Linked DNA regions of Homo sapiens: region 2 is linked to region 1. A link is an interaction called in ENCODE POLR2A ChIA-PET data of the cell type or tissue named here. Cell type or tissue: OCI-LY7. All regions are shown on one strand. Each heading gives the region's core, and the rest is flanking DNA. Links, peaks and the distances in the headings are about the cores only.

Region 1 (4,404 bases), core at 285-4,284:
CTTGCATTCTATTTTAGAATCTATAATTGTTCTCTTTTGTAAGTCAATTCAAGCCATACTCTCATATTCTGGAATCTCCAACCGTAAATGTCCTCACTGCCTCATTTATTTGTGAAGTCGTCCCCCTCTGGCCGTGAAGATCCTCTGCAGCCTCACTGCTCTTCCTCAGGCAACACCCCTCTGCTCTTTCCCTCCCCACTACCCCGCTGGAGATTTTTTTCCTGCTCCAGCCCCTGCATATCCCTAACGGCTCAGAGATACCTTATCTATGTTGCCTTCTCCATTCCCTGAGCTATACCTGTTCATCTTACAAGAGGAAGCTTTGGATGGTTGGAAGAGCACCATGTTTGGTGTCAGTTATAGGATCAAGCTCTTGCTCACCAGCCATGTGTCATCAGCAGCTAATTTTTTTTCTCTCTGAGCTTGTATCCTTATCCTAAAGTCAAGTGTATGATTTAAATGACTATGAAAAAAATGCTCCATAAACTTTTGAGCATTATATAGATGTTCAGAGTTGTTCCACTCCACTATTTAATCCTTCATTTTTTTCCTGTTCACTTTTTGTACAAATTTCTCATTTTCCTAACTTTATAAGTGTTTTAAGGATAGATAGAAAATGAAATATACTTTCTTATCTTATTCAGCCCATACCACAGCAAATGCTCAATGAATTCTCCCTGTCAAGAGAATTCAATGAATATAAATATAAAGGATCAGGCTCTGTGGTGAAAGTGCAGTATTTGATAAAGTGAGTGAGGGAGTAACAAGAAAAGAGGGTCCCCAAAGAAAACGGGACTGACTAGCGGTCTGGCCTGCCTCAATACTTTTGGTGCGTCCACAGACAAGCTCTGAATGAGACCCACTAGCCAGGCTCTTCAACCTCTTAACACCATGGCAATAGAATTGACTCAGTTTCTTAAGTGTGACACTGTTCTTAAAACATAGTAGGCTCTCAAGTGTTTCTAGAATTCACTAGCCACATGATTTGATTATTATATATATTTATATACATGCATGTACCGTGCTAATAGATTTGTCTGTCACTGCTTATTTATTCATAGTTTTTTTTCCTTTTACATTTCATTCTTATACAGAGCAGCAGTATGTCTGCTTTGTCTGCAGAGTAGCACTAATATTCAGATTTGCATTGTGTTTGTGCAGTGTCTAATAGGGGCTACCTGATCACTTGCTGAAGTCATAGGTAGTTCAGGAACTACCTTCTTATTTAGATTGCTAGGACATTTTCATAAGAATATTGTACTGTATATAATACTAAGCTTACTCAAATCCTGCTTAAAATTAAAAATAAGTATAAAGAATAATAATTAGTAAATGAGAATATATTCTGTTTTTGCATGGTGTCTTCTAGCCCCTTCTCCCACACCCAATCTCCTTGGAATAAGAGATATGGTAATGGAGCCCAGAAATTCATGATCCTACTTAGTATCCATCTTAGCAGAAAAATGTAAACCATAGTGAGTTTTGTTTGCTAACACTATCCTTAGACAATAAGAATAATCGTTAGGTACTTATAATAACTCTCACTATGTTTAGGTTACTGAGTCAGTTAAAAGCAGACTAATCAGTAAAATACATTTTCTGGTTTTAGAGAGCTTATAATTTACAATAGATTAAAGGGAATGACAGTAACCACAGAAAAATAATTAAGAGAAATGTGATTTACTTGTTACCTAAGAAGCAAAAGATACATTTTTCTCCAAAGTAAGTCATTAAAGATTGCAATCGTTTATACCAGAGTTGATTTACTAGCATGAAAATGATTGCTTAACCCTGCTCCCTGTGTTCACCAGGCGGGTTGGTGAAAGCTTGTGTTTCAGATGAGCCAGCCTGGCTACAGGAAAAGATATTTGCATAGAAGACTGGGGACACTGCCACACAAGAAAATGAAGAATTATGCTTTTGAAATTCCTTTTATTACTTCCTTGATTAAATTGTTGTTTCCAAGGGAATTGGATTTTCAGATGAAATTTTAATAATGCTTCAGATAATTCCAATTGTGTTCTTTCATTTTACTCTGCTTTCACAATATGATCATATTTGGTTTCACTTCCTGGTTAGTGCACACAAGCCTGTTGCTGGGAAATATTTGAATAAAATGTTTATGAGAGAAGACTATTGTTTCAAAGTAGAGGAAGGCATTTTTGTTTGATTTAGACTTAGTTCATGTAGTAATTTTTATAGAAATAAAATTTCTGACATGTAAATTGGTTAAAAACACTCTTTAAAAATAATTTAAAAGACTTATTTCGCACTGAAATTAAGTTACCTTGTGGTGAAATCATCTCTTCTACAGAAGTGTTTGATTAGGTACCAGTTGTGCAACAAATGAAATGTTTGTCCATAATTAGAGTAATTGTAACTTGATTTTAAACAGAGGTTTGATTGCATGGTGAGTGTCATAATGCCAAATGATTTTTCCATTGATTCAGGGCCCAGTGTATTCTTAAGTTGATGTTTGATCTCAGCATGTTTAACCTGGCCCAGAATATATCTGGCACCCTTTTGTGTGTGTGTTGTAAATGACTGTTCTTCTGTGTTACAGCTTCATACAAAATCTTTGCCTATTCTAAAAGTGGTATTTTTACCATTAAGTATTTAATTCCACCAGAGTACTCAGGTATTACCTAGTCTAAAAAAGTACAAATCAAATTTATTTCTCTTTGGAAAAAGTCAGTTAAGAATTTCAGGAAACGTCTGCTTCCTTAAAATCTAATTACTTTGTCCATTTGCATCAGTTTACTGGCTAAATCTGAAAGTTTAATTTTTTAAAGCGTAACTATTTTTCTACTCAGAATTTTAATTTTGAAGTCCATTTATGTTTTATTTCTCAAGGTACCTAGATATATACCCTAATATAAAATTAGGCTTCCTGCTGTCAATCTTGAACTCTCTCCAATGAATTCTTTCTGATGCTTTCAAATTAATTTTCTTGATATATAATAGTATGTCCCTAAATGTATTTTTCTGTCATTCCCTTGCTCAGATACCACCAGTGACTTCCTACTGCTTATATCAAGCCTAAATTCCTCTCTCCTTGTAAAAAGATTTGAATATTCTAAAAGTGACATATTTACCCCCTAAAGCAATAATTTCTCAGGTGCCTGTTATGTTCTGGGCCTGAGTTAAATCTTGAAAATTTTTTAGTGTGGAATTTGAGACTTAATTAGCATTTGATCCTAATCACCTTTCTACTCTTAGCCCCATCATTTCTGTCTCATAAATTCCACTCCATCTATGCATCTGCTCACTAATTCATTAAATTGACCTTGGCTTTCTTTTGCCTTCTTTATTTGTTGTTCCATTCCTCCACATAAAATATTATGTGCCCTGTTATTAACCAACCCCTTTTACCCCTTATTCCTTCACCCCCTAACTATATAAATCTTACGCATCTTTCTTGGTCCAACTCATAAACCCTGTACAGTGACTATTGTTCTTCTAGCATGTATTACTTTAAGATGTAACTGTATAATTCATTTGTTTGATCTTTCTTGTACTTATGCCTTCTTTCACCAATGCATAAGCTCCTTTTGAGATTTAGGTCTGAGTGTGACACCTTTCGATTGCCTTCATTACCTGGGCCAGTTCTTTGCACCCAGCAGAAACTTCATCATGATTGTCGAGTACACCTAGTGTCAGAGCATGTGCAAGATGTAATATTTCCACTTGCTGTTGGTGACACAAGTTGGTGTTACATAAGGCCTTCTTCATTTCTACCTTTCTTCAACTGAGAGTCACAAAGTTGTTGCCTTCCTTAAATGGATAAGACTCTCCACACAATAAAAACAGATGGTATTGTCAAATATAAATAGGTAAATATTATTTTTTGTGCATGGATGAGAGAGAAAAGACAGGAAAAAAACTACACTTGTAGTTTTCTTGGCACAGTCTTTTTGCCCTTCAAATTTGGTTGCTAAGAAATAACCATAGATTCATCTGCTGTGTATAAAGGAGAAACTTAGAGACTCTGTGTGTTGTGCAGCTGATTTTGTCACTCAGCTATGACAGAGCCCCACCCTGATTTAGAAGTCATGTGTCAAACTTCCAGATGGGGAGTATATCTTTTGTCTCCTGGAAAACCATTGAAACTCTGTTTCCAGAGGGCCCATGTTTCTCCTCTTTGCTAAGACCAAGTGAAGCTGCAGAATCCTGCTGAGTTATGAAGCCCGAAGCCAGCCTAATGTGGAGAAATGACCTGTCACCTTTTTTGGAATGTAGGCATTCTATGTGATTCATATTAGTTATTTGTGCGTTATTTTAGAAGAACCTTACTCTATCACTTCAGAGTGCCCAGAGCTGCCCTAACTTATTCTGAATGCTATGGCTGAGCTAAATTCGTCTTCTCTGCTGATGGGGCTCAAATGGAGTCTTTAGTCTCTGCTA
Region 2 (4,404 bases), core at 195-4,194, 130 kb after region 1:
AGTACCTTCTGAAGTGGAACTTGGAAGTCAAGATGAATTTGTGCCATCTGTTATTGCCACTGAGACAACTGTGACTATCAAACATTTGGGGCAGTGGGACTGTAATAATTTACTGAGAAAAAAAGAGGCCATAAAGTGTCAGGAAAATCAAAGTTTGGACTAGTCTGAAATTTTAATCACACTAGAAATATACAAAGTAATGTATTGAGCTTTTGTGCAGTTTGCCTGCAATACATGTTTTAAGGAGACACATAGGCAGAACATGTAGATTCTACCCTGAAGAAACTTGTAGCCTAGTGGGTGGTAACAGAAAAAAGTTAAGAAAAGTTGTGTTTCAGTAAAATGAGGAAATTGTATTCTGCATAGATGTCAAGTAGGTAGGTCAGAGAGGAGAACATCGCCAGGCCGTTGAAATTTTCAACACTGTGTTAACAGATTCAAAAAGAAGACAAATTATTGTATAAGAAAGTCACAATGCAGCAAGACGGAATAGATAACATTGTAATTGTTGCCAAAGCTGTAATCAAAGAAGAGGCTTTGCTTTTATGTGGGATGTTTATTGTCTATCTAGTTCTTTTTTTTTTTTTTTTTTTTTTTTTGAGACGGAGTCTCACTCTGTCGCCCAGCAGGCCGGACTGCGGACTGCAGTGGCGCAATCTCGGCTCACTGCAAGCTCCGCTTCCCGGGTTCACGCCATTCTCCTGCCTCAGCCTCCCGAGTAGCTGGGACTACAGGCGCCCGCCACCGCGCCCGGCTAATTTTTTGTATTTTTAGTAGAGACGGGGTTTCACGTTAGCCAGGATGGTCTTGATCTCCTGACCTCATGATCCACCCGCCTCGGCCTCCCAAAGTGCTGGGATTACAGGCGTGAGCCACCGCGCCCGGCCATTGTCTATCTAGTTCTTAATTCAGTATTAGGGAAGGAAGGTGAAATGTTTTTGGCCCTCCTTGGCCACCCTTATTCCTTGCCATAAGATAAAGAAAGGATATTTCTTCTCACAGTAGGAGGATGATTGCCATAAGATACAGAAAGAATATTTCTCCTCACAGTAGCAGGATGATTAACCTCAAGTCCTGGGTCACACTAAAGGCAGTAAGAATGAGTAAGAAAGGAGGAGGCACATCAAGAAAAGAATGTACCTCTTTTTCCCTTTTCCCAGAGCCGTGGGTGCACCCTATTCATTTATCTTCTGTCATTTGGTTAAAGATAGGAGTTTCCAGACTGAACTGTTGTCTCAGCGGAGAAAATTAGGATAAGTTTGGGGTTCACAGTGAAATGTGAGAAGTACAGGAAACAGAGAAAAAAATCAAGATACAAGCATAGAGACAAAAAGGAAACAAGGAAGAAAAATTGAGGCCTCCTCAATCCACCACCATCAATAAGACCTTTCTTCTTAAAAGACAAGGACCACGTGGAAACACTGTTTTCCTTTCCCATGGAACAAGCAAAATGCTTTATAAATAGGGCTCAGTAAAGAATTAGCACAAAAGAATGCTAAAATTACACTTAAAAATGGTTTAAAGCAAAAAAAAAAAAAAAGCTTAAAGCAATAACCCAAGATGGTAAGATAAACAGCAAAAACATTTCAAAGGATGAGCTCTAGTCTTTCTGGCATCTTCATGTTCTGTTTAAGAGAAATGAGGGTCCAGGAAATAACTGGGACTTGGAAAGTGTCTGGCCATGTTCTTTCTGTCCCACCTGGAGCACAAAGGGAACCTTGTCATTGGACAAGAAAAGGCAAGTACTTGCCTTTTCCATGTGGGTCTCCTTATTTCCTCAACTGGTGATTTTATTCAGTGGCTCATCAAAACATTGATGTGTCTTGACAGCTCTTGAACTAATTCAGACCTCTGCTGTGAGGAGTTGGAGCCACATTTGGTAACAATGCAGTATGTTGTACTGGAAGATAAATTGATTTACAAGTAATCTCTCCTTTCTCAGAAACATGATTCCCGTGACAGAATTCCGGCAGTTCTCTGAGCAGCAGCCTGCCTTCCGAGTGCTGAAGCCATGGTGGGATGTGTTTACCGATTACCTCTCAGTAGCCATGCTCATGATCGGCGTGTTTGGATGTACTTTACAGGTAGGTGCCTAGATCCCTGGCAAAATGGGGGCCAGAGCAAAGCACAAGTCATTGAAACCTCTTTAGGGAGCTGGCTGTGTGATTTTTAACCATGTAAGTATTAGTCACTGTTCTCTGTGGATGTATTTGTAATCATAGCAGAGAACCTGAAACACCTATTTACTGGGATTTCCTAATACGGTAAATATGGTACTTGAAAGATTTCAATGAGCCCAAAGAGCAATTGACTGTAGTCAAGTAATGTCTGATGTCACTAACATCAAAGGGGGCCCCTTATCTTTCCAAATTGGCTTCACAGTGAAATGTAACATATGTCCAGCACCATTGATACTGCCAAAGTGGAACTTTTTGCTTTTATTCATCCTTTACCCTTACCCCTAATAAGATTTTCTGGAAGAACTAAAATTTTGATGAGATATCATTATTTTACTGAATGTTTAGTTCTGAATTTGAAAAGAACCCAATAAAAATTTATGTAGATGCCATGTATTTATGTATTGAATCCAGGTATTTTTTACATAGCTGCTATGTTCCAGGTACCATACTTTGAGGACATGGATACATATAAGTAGTTCATTTCTAGGGGAGAAATAAATAAACTAGCAATCAAAATAACTTGTGTTATACTTTGATAGAGGTGTCCATAAGGCACTAAGGGAATGCTGAAGAGAAACCCTCATTTTGGTTTGGGAATAAGAGAAAAGGTGATGGTTGAATTAAAACTTGGAGAACCAGCTAAAGTTAGTCAAGAACCTCTCCTTAGCTGAAAGTAAGAGGACACCAAGAGGAGAAAAGAAAGCTCTGAGTCATGGATGTGAGAAAGAACATGACATCTTTGGGAAACTGTCAGTAGAACTGGCACATATAGGGTGTTGATATAAGAGCTGAAGCCATGCTTGCAAATGGACTCATCCAGGGAGAATGTGATGAGGAAGATAGTGTCAGTAATAACATTAAAGAGTAAATGGAGAAGGAAGTGGGGCCCTTGAAGAAGACTGAGAAGGGGCAGCCATAAGGACAGATGAAAACCAGGAGAGAGGCATAGGTCAGAAGCCAAAGGAAGCCATGGACAATGATGGCAGCCAACACAACTAACTCATGGACTAAGAAGAGGAAAGTAGCAACTACGTCATTAGAAATCTTAGGTCAGTGGTTGGAAAACTGAATGGAAATCAACGTATTATAGAAGCTATGGGGTAGATGTGATTTTTCGGGTAGATCAGCTGGAAAAGAAGGTATAGGGAGAAAGAGAAATCACTAGAAGTGGTACAGAGCGAAAATAAAGTACTTTTAAAAGTTGGCCTTAAAAATAGTGAACACATACTGCTTCCTATGTGTCAGGAACTCTTTTGAACACTTTACATGTATTTTAACAAATGTCATCCTCATGACAACTCTTATATATAGGTTCTATTACTAGCCTCACTTACAAATGAGACACCTGAGGCACAGAGAGGTTAACGATCCTCCCAAGGTGAGTATTGAAGCCTTTATTCAATCCAGGTGATTTGGTTCCAAAGTTCCTGCTCTTAGTCCCTCACACCATGCTGTCTTTTATTTGGTCACTGAAAATATCTTTCCCCCTCCCCTCCAACAAAGGGTGCCAGTGAGAAGTTATTGTCTAAAAAAAGGGGCATAAATTCATTCATAAATGAAATAGTTGTTGAAGAACCTACTGCGTATCAGGCACTGTTCTACTAAGAATTATCAACGAAGGAGAAAAAAGACAAAAATCCCAGCTTTATGGACTTTAAATTCTATGGGAAAAATAAGCAAAATAAGCAAAATCAATTAGTAAATATGTTAGAAGATAAAGGCAATGGGAAAAAATAAAGCATGCCAAGATGGTAGAAGGTTCCTGCAGGTAAGATAGAAGCTGCAATCTTCAAATAGGATGGCCTGGGAAGGCCTCATTGGAAAGGTGACTTTTGGCCAAGGAATTAAAAGACGTCCAGGAGCAGGCCAGGCAGATGTCCTGGAAGGAGGCTTCCAGGCAGAGGGAACAGCAAGAGCAAGAGGCACATAGTGAAAGGAAGGCACAGGTCCCTTCCTTTTCTGCAGAAGAATTGGATTTTATGACTTTCTCAGTTTTCTAGTTTGGTTTCCCCGGAGACCTGATAAAGGTCAAATGTTAACTGTGTTACTAGGCAACATTATGGCATAAATGACTGCTGATTGGTCAACTGTTTCTGGGCTGGAAGAGTGATAAATGCCTGGTAGGAAGCTGTATCATTGGACTTCTGTGACTGTAGTGAAACTTGTGATTCAGCATGCTCCTTGACACATCAAAGATTGATCTATTGAGTTACTAGAGATATTG

The links. ChIA-PET counts read pairs that join two places held together with the same protein. Peaks named below come from ENCODE experiments on the same cell type or tissue, not always from the same donor. Only the 100,000 strongest peaks of a DNase experiment are listed, where the experiment ranks them.
Region 2: POLR2A ChIA-PET joins it to region 1 with 5 read pairs; 2 of 35 experiments call an interaction of 5 or more read pairs at or near these places.

What each region holds. Positions count from the first base shown.
Region 1 is chr1:89,550,936-89,555,339 of GRCh38, forward strand. All of the region lies in intron 1 of LRRC8B (leucine rich repeat containing 8 VRAC subunit B), which reads left to right. Among named protein-coding and RNA genes, the nearest start is that of LRRC8B, 28 kb to the left of the region's middle. In OCI-LY7, for the core only: no CTCF peak of the experiment used is centred there; DNase peaks (open chromatin) are centred at 1,846 and 2,086; H3K4me3 peaks cover 1,274 bases; H3K27ac peaks cover 1,296 bases.
Region 2 is chr1:89,684,528-89,688,931 of GRCh38, forward strand. It overlaps LRRC8C (leucine rich repeat containing 8 VRAC subunit C), which reads left to right. Exons shown (of 3, transcript NM_032270.5): 2 at 1,943-2,084. The coding sequence starts at 1,947. Among named protein-coding and RNA genes, the nearest start is that of LRRC8C, 54 kb to the left of the region's middle. In OCI-LY7, for the core only: no CTCF peak of the experiment used is centred there; no DNase peak of the experiment used is centred there.